Regions from separate parts of the Mus musculus genome. Here regions 1, 3 and 4 are each linked to region 2. The links are chromatin loops, found by intact Hi-C in ENCODE. Cell type or tissue: left cerebral cortex. All regions are shown on one strand.

The links. A loop is a pair of places that touch in the nucleus more often than their neighbours do. Peaks named below come from ENCODE experiments on the same cell type or tissue, not always from the same donor. Only the 100,000 strongest peaks of a DNase experiment are listed, where the experiment ranks them.
Region 1: it touches region 2 in a loop (4-fold over the local background); 17 of 42 quality-filtered maps call a loop at or near these places.
Region 3: a loop joins it to region 2, with 2.9 times the contacts of the local background. A loop is called at or near these places in 6 of 42 quality-filtered maps.
Region 4: it touches region 2 in a loop (4-fold over the local background); 9 of 42 quality-filtered maps call a loop at or near these places.

The regions. Positions count from the first base shown.
Region 1 is chr4:83,407,948-83,412,947 of GRCm38, forward strand. No RefSeq gene overlaps it. Among named protein-coding and RNA genes, the nearest start is that of Snapc3, 7.3 kb to the right of the region's middle. In left cerebral cortex, CTCF peaks have their summits at 2,107 and 2,313; a DNase peak (open chromatin) is centred at 2,147.
Region 2 is chr4:83,301,313-83,306,312 of GRCm38, forward strand. The region is part of intron 1 of Ttc39b (tetratricopeptide repeat domain 39B); the gene reads right to left. Among named protein-coding and RNA genes, the nearest start is that of Gm23412, 18 kb to the left of the region's middle. In left cerebral cortex, a CTCF peak has its summit at 2,313 (motif pointing right); DNase peaks (open chromatin) are centred at 956 and 2,294; H3K4me3 peaks cover 374 bases; H3K27ac peaks cover 675 bases.
Region 3 is chr4:83,394,686-83,399,685 of GRCm38, forward strand. No RefSeq gene overlaps it. Among named protein-coding and RNA genes, the nearest start is that of Gm11413, 6.5 kb to the left of the region's middle. In left cerebral cortex, no CTCF peak of the experiment used is centred here; DNase peaks (open chromatin) are centred at 2,517, 2,722, 2,850 and 3,977; H3K27ac peaks cover 358 bases.
Region 4 is chr4:83,568,223-83,573,222 of GRCm38, forward strand. The region is part of intron 6 of Ccdc171 (coiled-coil domain containing 171); the gene reads left to right. Among named protein-coding and RNA genes, the nearest start is that of Gm25899, 43 kb to the left of the region's middle. In left cerebral cortex, a CTCF peak has its summit at 2,472 (motif pointing left); DNase peaks (open chromatin) are centred at 49 and 2,504.

The DNA.
Region 1 (5,000 bases), 110 kb after region 2:
CCACATCCTGTTCCAGGAATTGGCTGACCACAAAAGTTAGATTAAAATCTTGAAAACAATCTTGAGAAGCAGGGAGCTTCCCCTTGTGATTTTTAGTTCCCCCTTGTGATTTTTCCACTGGTATTTTCGGTATTTTCCAATAACGCCCTCCCTATCGCCCCCCCCCCGTGGGCTGTGGGTTTTTTTTTCTTTAAATACCCCCTCTTCCAGCTACTCGGGGTCGAACTCCTCTACCCCTGCGTGGGATATGAGTCGGCCCCAGCGCGCTGGTTCTTGTCAATAAACCTTGTGCGACTGCAGCAAGGAGTCTCTCAAGAGTTCTTGGGGGGTCGCATCACCCCAAGACTTGAGTGAGGGTCTCCCCTTTGGAGGGTCTTTCACACTACTGAATGTTCTGGGGATTGAGTTCAGGAATAAAGCTGACTACATGGCACCATGGTTGCAGCCATTCCTTCAGCGGAGGCTGATCCTCTCAGTGTAGCTCTGGCTCCTGGAACTCACTCTGTACACCAGGGTGGCCTCAGATCTGAAGATCTGCCTGCCTCTGCCTCCTGAGTGCTGGGTTATGGATGTGTACCACCACCACAGCTGACTGACATGTGGCTGTCTTGTTTGAGGCCATTATAATTGACTCAAGTCTGTTGAGAAAGCTCACAGGCAGAGAGTTAGAGGGCTCATGGGTGCATACTTTCATTTACCTGTTTGTCTTTTCTTTGATATAATGACCAAGCCAGCTCAGTCAGTCAACGTAGTCTTAAGGGAGGGAGCAAAGACAATTAAACATTATAAAATGACTCCAGGGGCTGGAGAGATGGCTCAGCGGATAAGAGCACTGACTGCTCTTCAGAAGGTCCTGAGTTCAATTCCCAGCAACCACATGGTGGCTCACAACCATCCATAACGAGATCTGGCACCCTCTTCTGGAGTGTCTGAAGACAGCTACAGTGCTCTTATAATAAATAAATAAATAAATAAATAAATAAATAAATAAATAAATCTTTAAAAAATAAAATAAAATAAAAGACTCCAGCTAGTGCTGAGGCTAAAGAGGGTTTATTTTTTTGTTTTTATACCATTCTAGGTACATGCAAAGAAAATAAGTTCTAAGGCATAAACAGAGTAGTTAAGGAACGAACAAAGCATAAACAAAGGTCCTATGACTACTGTATTCAGAATCTCAGCAAGAACCATCACGATACAAAGAGCACACTCCTCAGCTGTATTCATCTTGAACCTACTTCCTAGTCCTAGCCCAAAGTCAGATTTCTGCCAAATTTCTAGAAGCGGGCCCCAAGAGCTCTCCACAATATAAGAGTTAGAAAAATCAATAGCCAGGGCTGGCGAGATGGCTCAGTGGGTAAGAGCACAGACTGCTCTTCCGAGGATCCTGAGTTCAAATCTCACCAACCACATGGTGGCTTACAACCACCCATAAAGAGATCTAACACCCTCTTCTGGTGCATCTGGTGAGTGGGATTGACCAGAGCGAGCAGAGGTCCTAAAAATTCAATTCCCAACAACCACATGAAGGCTTACAACCATCTGTACAGCTACAGTATACTCACATATATAAAGTAAATAAATAAATCTTTTTTTAAAATATATATATATATATATATATATATATATAAAACATTCCAAAACCTTCTTGCTTTGTGCCAGTACTCAGAATTTCTGACTCGAAATTCCACACCATGATCACAACACAGTGGTTGGTTCCAATGGCCACAATTATGAAATCATGAGGTTTGGGGTTTTCGTTTTGTTTTATGTTTTTTGTCCCTCCCTCCAAGTTAAGGATAACGGTTAGATCAAAGAACTACAGGGACTATACCTATCCTGGAAGTGGGGCTCTTTCCACCTCTTTCTGCTACCGTCTGGTCCTACTGCCAGGCTTCACATCTTCATTTGCCAAATGTGCTATAGGGCCAGAAGATGCTGTCACTGAGCCTCTTCCCAGGAAGGGACAGCTGCTGATAAAACCCAGCTGATCCATGTGCAGTTTCCAGTGGTGCTCACCATCAATCCTCTTGGTAACTATTCCTGAAGCCAATGTTACTGCTCACAACCTATGAAAGAATTCTACTTGAAGAGTGCTATATCTGGAGTGAGAGCTCCCTCTGTTGATCTGGACCAAGTCTTTTTTTTTTTTTTAATTTATTTTTATATGTAAGTACACTTCAGACACTCCAGGAGAGGGCATCAGATGTCATTACAGATGGTTGTGAGCCACCATGTGGTTGCTGGGATTTGAACTCAGGACCCTCGGAAGAACAGGCAGTGCTCTTAACTGCTGAGCCATCTCTCTAGGCCCCTGGACCAAGGCTTACAGGCCCTGGGATTAAAGGTGTGAACCACCATGCCTGGCTCATAACCTGTTTTTAAGAAACAAGACTTCCTAAGCTGGGCGTAGTGGCGCACGCCTTTAATCCCAGCACTTTGGAGGCAGAGGATTTCTGGGTTCCAGGTCAGCCTAGTCTACAAAGTGAGTTCCAGGACAGCCAAGGCTATACAGAGAAACCCTGTCTCAAAAAACCAAGAAAGAAAGAAAGAAAGAAAGAAAGAAAGAAAGAAAGAAAGAAAGAAAGAAAGAAAGAAAGAGGAAAGGAAAGGAAAGGAAAGGAAAGGAAAGGAAAGGAAAGGAAAGGAAAGGAAAGGAAAGGATTTCCAAGACATCCTATTTATATAGGGACATCTTGTCTCAACCAAACAAGAAAATCAACAACAAAACAGAATGGAAATATCCCCTTGAAAGATCCTTTCTTTTTTGTTTGGTGTGTTTTTTTTTTTTTTAAATAGTTTCTCTATGTGGCCCAGGATCTCCAAGAACTCTCTCTATAGACCAGACAAGCCTGAAATTCAGAGATCCGCCTGCCTCTGCCTCCAGAGTGCTGAAATTAAAAATGTGTGTTGCCACCACCCAGTGAAAGATCCTTTCTTATACCAACAAGAAAATATCATTCTTCACCCTTCCCCACCCCCACAAAAAACGCAGGAACTTTATTATAATCACTATTATTCTCAATGCCAACGACTAAAGGAAACAGGTCACTTTTAGTGACCTAAAGCTCACAGACCCACACCAGAACTAGCTTAAAATTCATGGAACACACAGCAGCCCCTCAGGTTGCTGAACTTTACAAAACAATTGCAGGTGCTTCTGAATTTATGCCGCATAAGGTGCAATGGTCTGCACAGAGTACGTGTCACCTGATCAAGGGCCTTCAGTTAGTTTCATAAAACAGAGTGAAGCTATTGGCTCCTCAGCAGTGCTGTGGTCAAGCCTAATTCAAAGCCACCCTTGATTCACACCAACATTTCATAATAAAGAAATGTAAGAGTCACCGGGTATGGTGGCACACACCTCTAACCCCAGCATTTGAGGCTGGGGCTGGTGGATCTCTGTGAATCAGAGGTCAGTGATCTACATAGTGAGTTCTAGGCCTGCCAAAATTATGTAATAGAGATCCCACCTAAAAGAAAAACAAGGAGGAGGAGGAAGAGAAGGAGGAGAAGGAAGAGGCAGAGGAGGAGGAGGAGAAGGAGGAGGAGGAGGAGGAGGAAAAGAGGGTGGGGTGGGGGGCTGACAACACAGGCTATGGGCTCTTGGATACCAAATTACTTACAAAATGTAAGGAACCAGCCGGGCGTGGTGGCACACACCTTTAATCCCAGCACTCGGGAGACAGAGGCAGGCCGATTTCTGAGTTCGAGGCCAGCCTGGTCTACAAAGTGAGTTCCAGAACAGCCAGGGCTATACAGAGAAACCCTGTCTCAAAAAACCAAAAAAAAAAAAAAAAAACAACCCCCCCCCCCCAAAAAAAATGTAAGGAACCTGTCCTTCTTAGAAAGCTGGCACAGAGGCCTGATAAATAGTATCAGAAAGGCTGGGAGTGTAGGTGCTATTCATAGAGCCACTGTGACCTGCAGCTGACTCCACTACAGGTCACTAAGACAGGCAAGCCCTCCATGAGCGGCTCTGTAGAAGGTTCAACATCTGGCTAACATTTGACTCTTCAAAATAGCAAAAATTCTGCAGCTACTGTGATGGCTAACTCTATCTTTTAAGTTTAATTACTGTGCTTAAGAGATCTATAAAATAAAAATGCAGCCAGGTGGTGGTGGTACATGCTTTTAATCCAGAACCCAGGAGGCAGAGGCAGTGGATCTCTGTAAATTCAAGGCCAGCAAGGACTACACAGAGAAACCCTGTCTCCAAAACCCAAATAATGACAATAAATAGATAAATCAAGCCTGTATCCTGTAAGGCCCACTTGCCCAAGGACAGGTGGCTTCCTGGAATGCTGGGGGCTGCTCATGTAAGATAACAAGGCAAGTGTTTTCACTTCTGTAAACAAGCTAGGTTGCCCCAAGTGCACGGGATGTATGCTTGGTCACATGTGCGCCAGAGGTATATAGGCAGGATGTGCCTCAGGATGCATTTATAGTCCCTGACTACTGTAATTCGGTGCTGTACTCTGGGAAACCCTGGAGTATAGACCAGGCCAGTATTCACAGTCCTGGTCAGTACTTAATAAAGCTTAATTCATATTTGACTCAAAAGTTGTACTGGTTTTACTTCTGCCCGGTGGAATGGATAACGTGTGTGGGGGCTGTTGAGACTCGGACTCTGGACAAACAGCTGAGGTGCAAGTTTTGCATACCAAATTGGACCTGGCCTCCAGGTTCTCCCAGCATCCCTCAGTCCCTGCCAATGCCCTCTACCCTGAACCCTCCTGCCCAGGCTCTGGGCTTCCTGTCCCCAGAGGTTCTTCAATATATAATCCTGAAGCTTTGGCTCTCTCTCTCCTCTCTCCCTCTCTCTACATTTCCTCCCCCCTATTTTTCTCTCTGCTCCCTCCCACTCATCTGTCTTCCCATCTACATGGTGACATCACTCCTGTGACATCCAAGAGCTCCCTCCCCTTCTCCTCCAATAAACTTGCCTTAAACTTTAGTTTGGCTTGAATTGACTCATTACACTGGTGGAGCTAACTTCA
Region 2 (5,000 bases):
TAGAGCAGACTAACAGGAAGAAAACGAAGAAAAAGGCGCAGCACAGTTGATCTCTAACCAAGGTCTTTAAATCCAACTTTCATTTGTGTGTGTGTGTGGGGGGGTGATCTTTCGGTTAATAAAATGGGCTTCAGACAATTTTAAATTCACATGTGTTGGCAGACATTTCTAATCCTAGCACTCAAGAGACTGAGGTAGGAAGACTGAAGATTCAAGGCCTAAATGGGCTGCAAAGACCTACCTCAAAACACCAAAACGCTCTTTAAAACAGAGTTCTAATCGTGTAACAGTAACATCACTAACTGAAGACAGAGGCTGCCTTGGCTATTTTTAACTGAATATAATTTCACACATTCTTCAAAGGTGACCTTACTGCTTTGTTCTCTAGTTACCCTCCGGAAAGTGCTCTCTTGTTACCTATGGAAGTTCTGTGGAATTGGCTTGGTTTGAATTTTAGACAAGGTTTCACCCTGGCTGACCTAAAATTTTACTGTGCAGACCAGGCTAGCTTCAAACTCAGAAATTAAAAGCCACTATGTCTGGCTTCTTTGTTTGTTTCCTTCAGACAACCTTTCACTGCATTGTCTAGGCAGATCTGGAACCCTGGAGCTCAAAGGACCTGCCCACCAGGCCCATCCCTTCACTCTCCTAAGTGCTGTGACTACAAGCATTGGGCGAAAGCCTTTTGAGGCTTAAAGCTTCATTTTTACAAATAACATACAGTTTTTTAAACCCACAGATATGAAAGCCTGGGATTGTAGGTTAAGTCATCCCTGTGGGAATGATTCAATTGAGCACTTCCGTGAATTGGAGGAACCATGGACAGACGTGGTGGCGTATGCATTTAATCCCAGCACTCAGGAGGCAGAGGCAGTTGGATCTCTAAGTCCCAAGCCAACCTGGTCTACATAGCGAGAACAGACAGCCAGGGCTCTGCAGAGAGACCCTGTCTCAATCAAATGAGTTCATTTTTCCTAAGCTTCATTCTGATGAGCTGCATTCTATTCAGATGATTCAGTCACTGAAGCAGCCTAGACATGACTCACTCACAATATCGTGAAGATCTTCATTTTTTAAAACGAAGTCAAAGGACAAAAAATGCCTTTCCCTCTCACACGTGAGAAACCGTGCTGCCTGTCCACGGCACGGAGCTGGCACTTGATGAGCGTACAGAGCGGCCCTTTGGACGGTGGCTTGGAGGTCCTAATGACCCTGGAGGAAGGTGTGTGTCAAGTGCGGTGCCACCACACCGAGGTCCATCACTTCAGGATAGAAAGGTCCACACAGTCTTAGCCCCTCCTTTTCCCTTTTCCTTCGCTGTAGCAAACCCTTTCCACCCATCCCAGTGTTAGCATTTGTAACCTGGGAACATTGGTGGACAGTTACAATACCTACAGAGAGCCGAGGGCACTGGGTGCCTACTGGGGTAATCACAACGTGATGGCATGAGCCCCACCCACCCAACCTCCCAGCCTCCTACAGGGCTCTGTGGAAAATTTATGGGTCACATGCTCTAACACCCATGGGGGCAGGTTTGTCTCTGAGCACTATAAGTAATTATGCATTAATGACTTACTTCTTTTGTCAGTAGAGCATGGAGAAAATACAAGTTAGCTTGGGAGATAGGCCTGTCTCGGTGTGAACCCTGACCTGAAGCAAGTCTAGCCCTTTAATCCTCCATTTCCTGTTGCTATGCCGGGAATCTCATCCCATTCCCAGAAGTCCTGTGAGGATTTTGGCGACGCAGTGCATAGAGAACAGGCCTGACTCAGAACAGGCTCCACCAATACAGGGACATGGGATATTCATCCTCAGAAATGAGATGAGTCAGCTGACTCCTGAAGACAGAGCTAGAACCCCTCATCCTACCCAAGACTCTGAGCCTCTCCTGGAACAGAGAAGAAAAAAAAAAATCCACAGTTGACTTCAGCATGGAAAGCCTAACTCCTGAGCACAGAGTCACAGGACCTCAGGCCGCCAGTGAGCAGTGTGACCTTGACTGACACATGCAATCTTTTTAGGATCCAGCCTCCTCAAGAGTAAAGCAGAGAGGCTGGCACACGGTCAAAGTCATAAACTCTTTGAATTACATCAAATTTAAAAAATTAAAAATTAAAAAAATAAAAAGAGCCTCCTTGAACATGCAATCAAATCTCCAGGCTTCTGGGAGTGTGTGGGCTTCAGTGGCACCAACCTGAGCCTGCATAGCGGCTGTTGTGTCTACCAAGAAAGGGAGCTGTTCACAGAAAGATTCTTCGGAATTTCCTGCAAGCACGGGGAAGGGAAGAGATTATAAACCAACCACCAGGTGTCGCTCTCAAGAAAAGCTTAACCTCAAGCCGTTAGCTCCCATTACCCACAGATCAGTGTTTTTAAAAGTGAAAGCTAACCGTATGAGGAGAAGCTGTAGCATAAGGGAGAAGTTCTAAGACCTTTAAAATAAAAAATAAACTAATCACCCACAATCAAAATTACTACAAAACAAATACTCTAGGTTGCCAAACAGCACATAGCGTGACTCCACAGAGCAGTGAGTATGTATGGACATGAAATGTGCTCTACATTTGGGAGGGGAGGTGATCAAGAGCCACTATGGCTGCATATAAATTGTCAGAGGGTGTAGAAAAGATATTCTAAAAGATGTGCACTGCAGTGCATAGAAGATAATAAAGTGCATTTGAAAAGGCAACTCTTTTACAGCTGTATATACTGGATTTATTTAGCATAGATGAGCAAATTATTTCATTTTCATTGATATTACTTGGCTAAATCTTTGTTTTGTTTTGTTTTTCTTTTTTTTTTTTTTTTAAGATTTATTTATTTATTATATGTAAGTACATTGTAGCTGTCTTCAGACACTCCAGAAGAGGGAATCAGATCTCGTTACAGATGGTTGTGAGCCACCATGTGGTTGCTGGGATTTGAACTCTGGACCTACGGAAGAGCAGTCGGGTGCTCTTACCCACTGAGCCATCTCACCAGCCCTTGTTTTGTTTTTCGAGACAAGGTTTCTTTGTGTATAGCTTTGGCTGTCCTGGAACTCCCTCATGTAGACCAAACAGGCCTCAAACTCAGTGACCTGATAAAAGGCATGTGCCACCACCACCCGGCTTGGCTAATGTCTTTATGACTGTAAAGTAAACCTTGCAAATTACTTATTATATCCACACCCCTGTCTTCCAGTGCCATACCTACCCAGAAGTTCACAGAAGGCGAGGGCCTACTCTTTGTTTGGGAGTGGGGGTCTCGGGAATAATTTTACACAGAGAACAAGCAGAACCAAAAGACTTAGTGTTTTAAACTATCTGATTTTGAAACTATCACTGATAGGAGTATTTTTAAATTAAAAGGAACAGAGTTCACACCGCAATATTGTGTCAACTCAGGCAGGAGAAATGGCTCAGCAGTTAAGAGCACTGACTGCTCTTCCAGAGGTCTTGAGTTCAATTCCCAGCAACCACATGGTGGCTCACAACCATCTGTGATGGGGTCTGATTCCCTCTTCTGGTATATCTGAATAGAGCAATGGTGGTATATTCATATGCATAAAATAAATAAATAAATCTTTAAAAAAATAATAATAATATTTCAATTCCATACTATTAAAATATGGCTCAGTGGGTAAAGGTTATTTGCTGCCAATTCTGAGTTCAATTCCCAGGCCCCATATGGTAAAGAGATTCCAGTAAGTTGTCCTCTGACCTCCACAATCATGCCATAGCATGAAGGTGCCCACATGAGCATGCATATGTGCACACACACAAGGGTGTGCGTGTGTAAAATAAAAATATTCATACATAAGGATCCCTCTGTTAGCATACATAGTCTTAGGGGGGAAAGCAGATCAAGCGAGTTAGCTCGGGAGTGTGGGGTGGGAGAGCTAGCCCTGTCCCTCTCTGGCTGCCCATGGCTCTCCTCAGTCCATGGCTTCTGGTACTGATGCAGGCAGAGAAAGACTCATCCTCTCTGGGGATCTGATCATGCTCCAGGGAGTAAGTATATGAACAACACAAAAGGAACTTTTTTCCCTTTTTTTTTTTTTTTGACTGGGGTGGAGCTTAATGGGAGAGTGCAGACAGGGGAGGACTGGGAGAACTGTGAGAATCCCAAATAGTCAATAGAAATTAAAATATAAAAGAAAACAGATCAAGTGATCTTCCACAGATAAACTATGGCACTATGATGTCACTCAGTTCTCTTCAGTTGTTACATAAAAAATAAGAGTAGAACTATTTCTAAGACATATTAAGTGTAAGTCCCAGTTCTGGACGAGACAGCACGGCATTCTATATCCCTAAGGCGGACCCGTGAGTATGGTAATGAATGATAATAGGAGGCACAGTGGGTTCCTTCTGACATAGGCAGGAATGAATGGTAAAGAGAAAGATCATGTTAACTTCTGAATGGTTTAAAGCTTACAACAAGCATGCCTATATCTCTGACACAGAGCATGAACAATCTGGATACTATAAAAAGGAACGCTGTTTCTTTAAGAAGCAGCTCCAGCACACACGGGCACAGTAAAGCCAAAGAACACTGACACTCACTCTGTTCCTTTTCATTCTGGCAACTTAAAACAAAAACAAACCAACAAACATAAAAAAAAAAAAAAAAAAAACATTATTTGGAAAGAACTGCAAACTGACATACTAGTCGCCAGGTTACTAGCACAGCATGCCTGTGTGCCACTTAGACAAATTCTCCTGTCTTTGCCACTTTGCCACTCCGGTTTCATGACCTGCTCTTCCTTCTCTCCCAACACCTCCTTCCCTTGCTTGCTGTCTAGCTATCCACACAGTTTATTTTTCTAAGGCATCGGACTGTAAGGTGTGACGCGCTTCTGGGTCAGTGTGGTCTACATACCGCAGCCTGTGTTTACCTCTTAGGCAGCCTGGTTCTCTAAGTTAGACTACACTTCATGCCATGTGTCAGCTGCCCCGTCTCCGCAGCACTTTTTAATTCTGCAGTACAGACTCTGGGCTAGCGCCTGCTACTGCACT
Region 3 (5,000 bases), 93 kb after region 2:
GCTCAGTGTTTGACTGAAACTAAGAGACAGGAATTGATAAAAGGAAGTGTGTTTATTTAGACTTTTGGCCAGAAATGGGGAGGGAAAGATTCTCTGCTCCCGCTGCCTTGCCTACAGTTCTGTTACAGTTTATAGAAAAGGTGAAACAAACCAAGAATAACTGCATACGGGGCTGGTGAGATGGCTCAGTGGGTAAGAGCACCCGACTGCTCTTCTGAAGGTTCGGAGTTCAAATCCCAGCAACCACATGGTAGCTCACAACTATCCGTAACGAGATCTGACTCGAGTGTCTGAAGACAGCTACAATGTACTTACATATAATAAATAAATAAATCTTTAAAAAAAAAGAATAACTGCATATTACTTAACCTTTCTCTGGGAGACAGACCCTCGTCTGGGACCAGGACTTTGAGATCTTCTTTTAGGGCACGTGTACCACAGACGGGGGCACAGTGAGGTGGAGAATGCTCAGACTCTGGGAATCTCAGAGATATGAGAAGGCATAAGTAGAGCTCCCTGTGTCCATGACTGCTTTGGAGCACATAGCCACGCCCCTCAACTAGGGGAGCACACGCAGTCAGTTACGTAGCACACTACTTAGATGGCCTCTCCATGCTATTAAGGCGTATGAAACTCACTCCCAATAAAGAAATACAAACAAGCTAAGACTGTCTCAGAGAGTTGCTTCATTAAAGACGGCCACAGGGAAGGCCTTCACTTAAAGGAGCTGTAACATTAAGATTCTTTTTTTTTAAGATTTATTTATGTATTTTATGTATATGAGTAGACTGTAGCTATACATACAGATGGTTGTGAACCTTCATGTGGTTGTTGGGAATTGAATTTGGGACCTCTGCTCGCTCTGGTCAACCCTGCTCACTCTGTCCCAAAGATTTATTTATTATTATAGATAAGTACACTGTAGCTGTCTTCAGACGCATCAGAAGAGGGCATCAGATCTCATTACAGATGGTTGTGAGCCACCATGTGGTTGCTGGGATTTGAACTCAGGACCTTTGGAAGAGCAGTTAGTGCTCTTGCCTGCTGAGCCATCTCATCAGTCCAACATTAAGATTCTTTAAGAAACCTCCCCATCCCGCTTCCCCTCCACCTCCTCCCCATCCTGTCTCACACTCACCTGGCACTCGCTCCAAACTGGGCCAGGATCTGCTTTTCTCCTTCAGGCCTGGAATACAGCCGAGTTTGAAGCCTCAAAGGAAATTTGGACTGTGGACCTGTTCCAGATTTTGCCTTGCCCTCCCCGAGGTGGTGTACCGGTGGTGTCCAGACACGGTAAAAGGAGAGGCAGAACGCAGTGCCACAATTCTATCCCCCAGAATCCTGGCCCTAGAATGCTTCCCTGGAGAGATTGTAATACCTTTTTAGATCCTTGCGACCCAGTGATAGTGTCATATAATCACAACTGTTATTCACTAATGGGCACATTGGTGACCCCCGAGTCACCATCTTGATAAAAAATTGTACGTGTCTCAGATGGTCCTATCATAGACCATAACATCCACCATGTGGATTACAGAAACAGACTGAATGGAACACAGAAAGAACGGTGTTGTCTGTAGATCTGTAACCAAAGCCATTAACCACCCCATGCAGGAGAGCATAAAGGAGGAAGCTACTAACCAGTGATGGCCAAGAGTTTTCCCACCACTGAAACCGTGAGCATTATACTGAATAACACAGACCTGGTGTCTATGGTAAAGCAATAAAGAGTATCAAGGAGCAGCCTAGCTGTATAATCCTGGAAGGATGCTGGCATTGACAAAGATATGGCATGGATACAGAGAAGCATCAGGAAAGAAATTCCGAAACTCACTCCTCTTGCTCAATGAGAAACTGCCAGAGCCCACACTGGCCAATCCAACTGGGAGCCAGCCAGCCAGGGAGCTTGCGTAAGAGGACCCAGAGCAGTAGCCTCCAAGGAGTGAAATGGATGTGAGGACAAAGAGAATAGCCATTGTGGCCCCTCACTGGAGATCTCATTTTGCCTTCCCAGTGAAGGCAAGAGCCTCTTTCTCAACCCTCTCTCTGGGTTAGCGCTGTAATGGCAACAGCTTCCCTCTATAGACGTCCACAGGTCACTGTTCATTTATTCACTGTTGTTCACATGTGATGTTTACTACTTAATATTCAACATATGATATTCCAGATGCTGTTGCAGATAACATGCACTATTCCCTGGTACTCATTCAGTACCAGGCTTGTGCTAGGTGCCTAGATGCCTGCTCCTCAAATCTCACAGTAGCTCACAAAGGCGGTTATTATCTTCTGTAATTAAAGAGAATGATTAGAGGAGAGAGATCCAACCCGAAATAACTCAGTGCCTTATTCAGGCCACAAACCACATCCTGTCCTAAATAGCCCCTCAGAAAGGAGAAAACAGTATTTCTTTGATAACCATCTGTTTTATCCTGTGCACACCTCCTCCTTGCCTGGCACCAGCATGAGCTGAGATTGGACACCACGAACTGGTCTTGGCTGGGAGATACAAGATCTCCCCCTGGGATCTGCCTTACGTCGTCCAGTGAGCAGAGGAAACCAGATTCTGTGTGTCCTCCTTAATTGCTAGCTCATGGGTTTAATTCACTGGTTGTTTTATTTAGAGTCTGTGAAGGAAGAACCAACCATCCTGTTTTCCCTGAGTTAAGGCTTCTCTCCGGCATCAAGACAACCAGTAAGATCCATCTCACGGATGTGACTATCACGTGGCAGAGCTATTTAGTCCAGGAGAATTCTAAATGATAATGCTCCAATCTTGTCAGGAAAATGGCTTCGCTCCCAAATCTTCTTTTCTTGGTCACATTTGTGTGTTCAGCCCCTTGGGAACATTCCCAGGACAACCTAGGCCTGAATGCAGCTTATTCTCGCTTACATGCAAGCTCTCCTGGGGCTCTTCCAAGTGGGGAGTGCTGTGCCTAACAACCCATGTTAAATGTCTCTTTATGGGTTTTGTGTTGTTCTATCTCTTCAGTTTTGTTCAGGTTTGGTTTGGTTTCTGAGGCAGAGTCTTATGTATTCCTAACTAGCCTCCAACTGCTGGTCCCTGCCTCCACCTCCCCAGTGCTTGGATTACAGGTTAGCATTACCATGCGCAGCCTCTTCTGCTGTCTAATACATCTCTTTCTTTCCAGTGCATCCTATAGAATTTTACTCTGCATACTAATAAGCAAAGATAAGGCCTGTTTTTCTCCCGTTTTTCCTTTCTTTTTCCCTCCTTTCCCAAAAGTTAAAAGGTACTTTATTTTACAGAAATGACATTGTTCCTTCTAGGAAAGTTACAACTGTCTCTTCCCTAAAAGCAGTTTTACTAAGATATAATTTATATACTATGACATGTCATTTTAAATATATAATTTTGTAATTACAAACAAAATCAAGATATGGAACATTAGTTGGTTTTGGTGGTGCATGCTTTTAACCCCAGCTCTCAGGAAGTAGAGGCAGAGGCAGAGGCAGAGGCAAAGGCAGGCAGATCTCTGTGAGTTCTAGACCAGCATGATCTACATAGTGAACTCTAGGACAGCCAGAACTACATAAAGAGACCCTGTTTTGAAAAAACAAAAACAAACAAACATGGACTATCTCATCACCTCAAAAGCCTTCCCTCACACTGCCCTATGCTCATTCCTTCCCACAAGCCCCAGACCAAACCTGTCTCCTGTTGTCATGGACCAGAATTCAGATCCACCATTCTGGGTGACACGGTGGCCCACCATAATTCTAACACTCAGGAGGCAGAGACTGAAATCCCTGGAGCAAGCTGGCCAGCTAGACTGAGCTATCAGCAAGCTCCAGGTTCAACTGAGAGACTCAGTAAATAAAGTGGAGACTACCAATATCAGCCTCAAGCTCCCACATGTGAACACACGTGCCCCACACATGTAAACACACGTACACACAAACAGAACAAAAAGACAATCCAGTCTGAATATATACATATCTGTTGAGAGAATATCTTGTGTGCTGTATGGCTGCCTCACCTGTCAATTTAAGAACCTATGGCCTATAGGAAAGGGTAGAATAGAGGGTGGGACATCCTGAGGCAAAAAGAATGCTGAGATAGAGCCAGGAGGGTTGCAGGAGTGCTGCACCCACTCAAGAGCTCTCTGGATTTGAGAATGAAAGACACACACACACACACACACACACACACACACACACTCATGTGTGCAATGGCTGGGCACTTCTAAACCTCCCTGTGGCTAGCAAACACTCCCCTCCAGTATTCCTGAGTTAACATCTTTAATCTATATTTCATCTCTGCTACCCCAGATCCAAAGGGGAAGTGGCCCCCAGGGATTCTTAGTTGCTGGCAGACCTTTAAGTTTCATCTTTCTACTTCTGAGCTCTCCCTCCCCCTCCCCCTCCCTCCCCCTCCCTCTCCCTCTCTCTTTCTCCCCCTTGTCTGTGGAATCTAAAAGTCCATTCCTGTCTCTCTGCCTAGCCATTAGCTGTATGGCAATTCTTTATTATCAATTGAATCCTGCTGGGGGCAGAGACCCTCAGGCTTGGCAGCTCGACTTTTGGGAGCAGAAATAAGACAAAGCATTAGAACCAATTCCCAACATGGGAGAGCCCAAAAACCTACAACACCAGAATTCCAGCTTTGGCTTATTTCGTACTTCAACTCACTGGGACCAATGGCTAACTGTGAGAGCACGCTCTGAGTTTGATTCTATCCTCCCTATAAATCATACCTCACTGTAGGGAAACAGAGACAAAGAATACTCTCCCCAAGTTTTAACCAAAACCACAAATAAACCCATTTTTTTAAACGTTTTATTTGGTTTAATTTTTTTTTTTTGAGACAGGGTTTCTCTGTGTAGCCCTGGCTGCCCTGGCACTCACTTTGTAGACCAGGCTGGCCTCGAACTCAGAAATCCACCTGCCTCTGCCTCCTGAGTGCTGGGATTGGCGTGTGCCACCACCGCCCAGCAAAATATTTTTTCTTGATGTGGGCTAGTGATCAGAAGGCCAAAACT
Region 4 (5,000 bases), 270 kb after region 2:
TCCTGCCGAATAATCTCAGGTCCAGTAGAAAGGTGAGCACGTGTGTGGCTCCAAACAGCAAAGCTGGCAGGTTCCAGCAGTGGGCGTGGCAGAACGAATGAGCAGGAAGCTCCACCCCTGAGCAAGCAGGTTTCAGGCTGGAGGAGGGGAGACTACAGTAATCCATTGCCTCTGGCGTTTACAATCCTTCCCACCCTCTGTCCTGTGGTCCTGAGCCTTCAGAGTTACTGCTCATCTATGGTCATTGCTGCTCCATTCACAATATACACGAAATGGAAACACCCAGATGTTCTTCCGCTGATGAATAGTGAATAATGAAACTGTGGTCTACCTACACAACGGGATATTATTCAGCTATTAGGAAAAATGAAATTTGAGGACAGTTGGATGGAGCTTGAAGTGGTCATCCTGAGTGAGGTAACCCAGACCCAGAAGACAAGCATCACATTTTCTTTCATATATGGATGCTTTGACTCTTCAGATGTGTATGTTTCATCTGTAAACACTACGAGATCAGGAAACGAGTAAGGGGCCATGGAGAGAGGCTTGCAGGAAACAGGAGGTAGGGTAAAGGGCTGAAGGAGATTAATGATGGGGATGGAGAGGTGGCTCAGGGGTTAAGAGCCCTGGCAGCTCTTACAGAGGACCTGGGTTCAATTCCCAGTGTCGACATGGTGCCTCAAACTGTCAGTTACTCCATTTAAATGAAATTCAGTGTTCTTTTCTGGCTTCTGAGGACACTGAATGCACATGGTGAACAGAAAAAACAACACATATACATAAACAAAATCTCCAAAAAATGTATGGGAGATAAATGGAACAGAAGAGTTGCATTAAAGTTAGGGATGGGAAGGCAGGGTAAAGGAGGAAATGGGAGGTGGATAGTTACTCTAAAGACCCTTTCAAAAAGCTATATGGAGACCTACTACTCTAGAGGTTTCCTAAACTATGTATGCACATATATGAAAAGTTAAAATAGAGTTACAGTGTAACAGGGTGGTCTTGCTAGACACCACATGGTAACAAATACACCCAGTGCCAGAATGGGTTACCTTTTTGGTCATTGATGTTCCCATAATCCCTCGTAGGCCCTCAGACATTACTGGCTATTGCTGTTGCTGTTGGTTATCCTTCAGAACACGACAGTGAGGCCCTATTGCTGAAGACATCGCCTACCTGAGCCATTGACCATGGAGAAATCACGTTAGTGCTTGCCTGGAAGCTCCATCCCCACTACTAGCTCTCATATTTCAGGAAGGTACTATATACATGATAACCGAGGAGAAAAATGTTACCCAGCTATGAACCCTGTGAGCCACGTTTAAGAATTGGCCTGGCCATGAACTTGTGATCCTCCTGTCTCCATCTCCTTCAGCAAATCCTACCAGCATGGGCCTGGTTTACAGAGAGAGTTCCAGGGCAGCCAAGACCCTGTTTCGAAACAGACAAACAGACAAACAAACAAACGGCCTGGCAAAACATGAAGACATTCCTGTTGGTATAATAGGGGCTGCAAACATCATGAGGGCAACCAGTAACTTTTTGATTGTATTTAAATCTCAATACACAAGGTGAAACCCATACTGTATCTCAAGAGAACCTACTACTTTTATGCTGCTAGAATGACATGATATTAAACTGAGTCCAATGACTTGTTGTTATACTATAGATTAATACACTCACTAACCCTCATCATAGAAATGTCTATCTGTAATAGATAGTGATTAGCATAGGGACCCACAGCTGGTCCAGGTGTAGAGAAAAGGACTTTGCGATAGTAAATAGAGTCTGGGTTAATACTAGTTATGACACAGTGTAGCATTTATTGATTGATTGATTAGTTGTAATTTTTTCTTTCCATGACTCCTTATGACTCTGTAAGGTTGCCTGTCTTGCTTTTTAAATTTATTTTTAGTTATGGGGAAGGGCAGGCATCTGCAGTGGCTGGAAGTGTGGGATCCTCAGGAGCTGGAGTTACAGGTGGTTGTGAACCTCTTGATGTGGGAGCTGGGGATTGAACTTGAGTCCTCTGGCAATACATGGACTTCATTGCTGAGTTATCTCTTCAGCCCTTTCACTGTACAGTCTACAATTCAGGAACAAATTACTGGTTTTTTTTTTTTTTTCATCCTGGTTCTTTGAGGAGACAACCTTATACCAGATTAGTGTTATAGATAGCCAACTGATGTGTTTTCTAAGCTAGAAAGAGCATATTTGCTTGATACTTTACTAAATATAGTTCTACAAGTATAATTAAAATTCCTCAGGGTTGGAACTATAGTTTGGATTCTGAGAAATGTTGTTTACATAAGTACATATAAAGAGTTATAGTTTTCTGTATGTGTTTGTAGAAGATGTGGAAAGAAAACAAGATTATTTTCTAACAGCACAATGTGGTTTCCTGTGATGTTAAATGTTAGTTTAAAAACAAGCTGCTTTAAAAGACATTTTAAGTTCAACAGTTCCCTCTAGTGGACAGAAGAAAGGACTCTCCCATCTTCTACTGTGAATTTCATTTCACAGGTCAGTATTATTTTTTCCGCTGTAAGAAATCAGATATGCAGCCAGTACCAGTGATGTAACTGGCATCCACCAAGTACTTCATCTCAGTGCGTGAGAGTCTCAATTCGGATGGAAAGCACAGTACATTTTATGCCATCGAGGACCATTTCGAATCACTTCTCCGATTCACCACTGTCCTGTCCCACAGCAGAGCCCCTGTTCTGAACCTGATGTAGAATATTATTTATATACTTTCATGTAGTTTTACTCTGTTTTTAAAAACATTTTATGTTTTTTTACATATATAAGGCCCAAAGGCCCTGTCTCAAAAACCAGACCAAACGAAATAACATTAACGACAGTCTTCATACAACAACAACAACAACAACAACAACAACAACAACAACACACTCCTAAAGTTTTGATGGGACCACTATAAAACCCTTTACAGTTGAAGCAATCTTAAGAAAGAAAGCAAATCAGGAAGTAGCATTATGCGACCGACTTTCAAGTACACCGTTGAGTTGTACTGGTCAGATAAGTATGGATTTGCATGAAAACAGAGAAGCCAATGAAAGAGTCTAAAAGTAAACCCTGCAGCCACACCCAGCTGATGTGGACAAAGGTGCTAAGAACATGTTGGGGAAAAGGACAGTCTTTTCAATAGATGGGAAATTGGAGGAGGGAGGAATTCTCCTGCAGAGGAATGAGACCAGACCATCAAAGTACCAGTTACAGCTCAAACTGGAATGAAGACTTTAAGAACCTGACCTAAAGCTCTCAAACTAGAACAGGGGAGTGCTTGAGGATGGCAAAGCAAGCAAAGATAGTCTTTAAAAAAGATTATGCCCTAAAAGTACAAGAAAACAAAGATAATCAAGTGGTATTGTATCATAATAAAATGAGGTACAGTTGTAGAAATATCTTTTGACATTTGTTTCGTAATTTCTATGAAACACATTTCTCTAATACTTAGAAAAGTCATTTTAATATGGTGATGACATTAATATTTTTCCTGTAGATAGCTCGCTCATTCATTCGTTTATTTGTTTATTTTGAGTCAGGGTTTCTCTGTGTAACCCTGGATGCCCTGAAACTCACTCTGTAGACAGCACTGTCATCAAACTTACAGAGATCTACCGGCCTCTGCCTCCCAAGTGCTAGAGTTAAATTGGTGCACTGGCACCCACCCCTGGCTGCAGATAATGCTTGGACAGTGAGAGGGGACTCACTGGATTGCCCAGTGATGCTGGGCTATTTGGGACAAAGTGTCTACTTTCAAAAATATATTTAATTTTTTTGAGACGGGTTTCTCTTTGTTGCTGTGGCTATCCTGGAAGTCACTCTATAGACCAGACTGGTTTGGAACTTAGAGATCCATCTGCCTCTGTCTCCTGAATACTGGGATTAAAGGCATGCACTACCACCTGACTTTAATTTTATTTTTATTTTGGGTGGGTGAGTGTTCTGCCTGCATACAAGTCTGTGCACCACATTAATGCTTAGTGCCTGGTGTCCTCAGGGGCCAGAAAAGGACATTGGATCCCTGTAACTGGAGTTACAGAATTGCCGTGTAGGTGCTGAGGACTGAACCCAAGTCCTCTGCAAGAAGAGCCAGAGCCCTTATCCACTGAGTCAGCTTCCCAAATTTCTGTTCTTGAGAGCTACAGAGTCCTACAATAAATATATTTTCAGTGCCAACTTTCTTAGTTTTTAAAGTTGTAAAAAATTTTTTTATAGAGGCAATTAAAAAAAATCTCATATTAGGTGAAGGCAAGAAAGACACCTGTGGTGGTGTGAATGACAGTGTCCCCCATAAACTCAAAGTTTGAACACTGAGTCCCCAGTTGGTGGTGCTCTTTGGGTAGGTTGAGGAGCATGGCCTTGCTGGAGGAAGCATGTCCCCGGAGGTGTGCTTTGACAGTTCCAAAGCCTCGTGCTCTTCCCAGCATGCTCTCTTGCTTTGTGCTCCCTGCTTGCCTAACTATTGCCCTGCGTTCCTGCGGGTGGTGTGGGGATGAACTCTTAACCTTTGGAACTGTAAGCCCAAATAAGCCCTTCCTTCTCTCGTATGCCTTGGTCATGGTGTTTAGCACAGCAGTAGAAAAGTAGTTAATGCACAGACCATTCTGACTCCACTCAGACAGAGCAAACATAACTGCGTTAAGTATTTAGACATTCAAATAATTTGAGGTGCTACTCTGATTTCACCCAAAGGTTTGCTCTACACATGAAAGAGTCGTTAATCATCTTTGTCTCTAAAAAAAGTAAAGTTATGTATCATATTAAATATGGATTTGGAGTCAGTACCTTTTAGCTGATGAATATAGATAAATATTATACTCTTTTAATGTGCATTTTAAAATTTACTATTATTGTGTGTGGAGGTGTGCATGCTTAGACTAGAGCATATTTTTGTGGGGTGAGTTCTCTCATTCCACCTTTGTGTGGGTTCTGGTGAGCAGATTGAGGTGTGGGCTTATGTGGTCAGTGCCTTT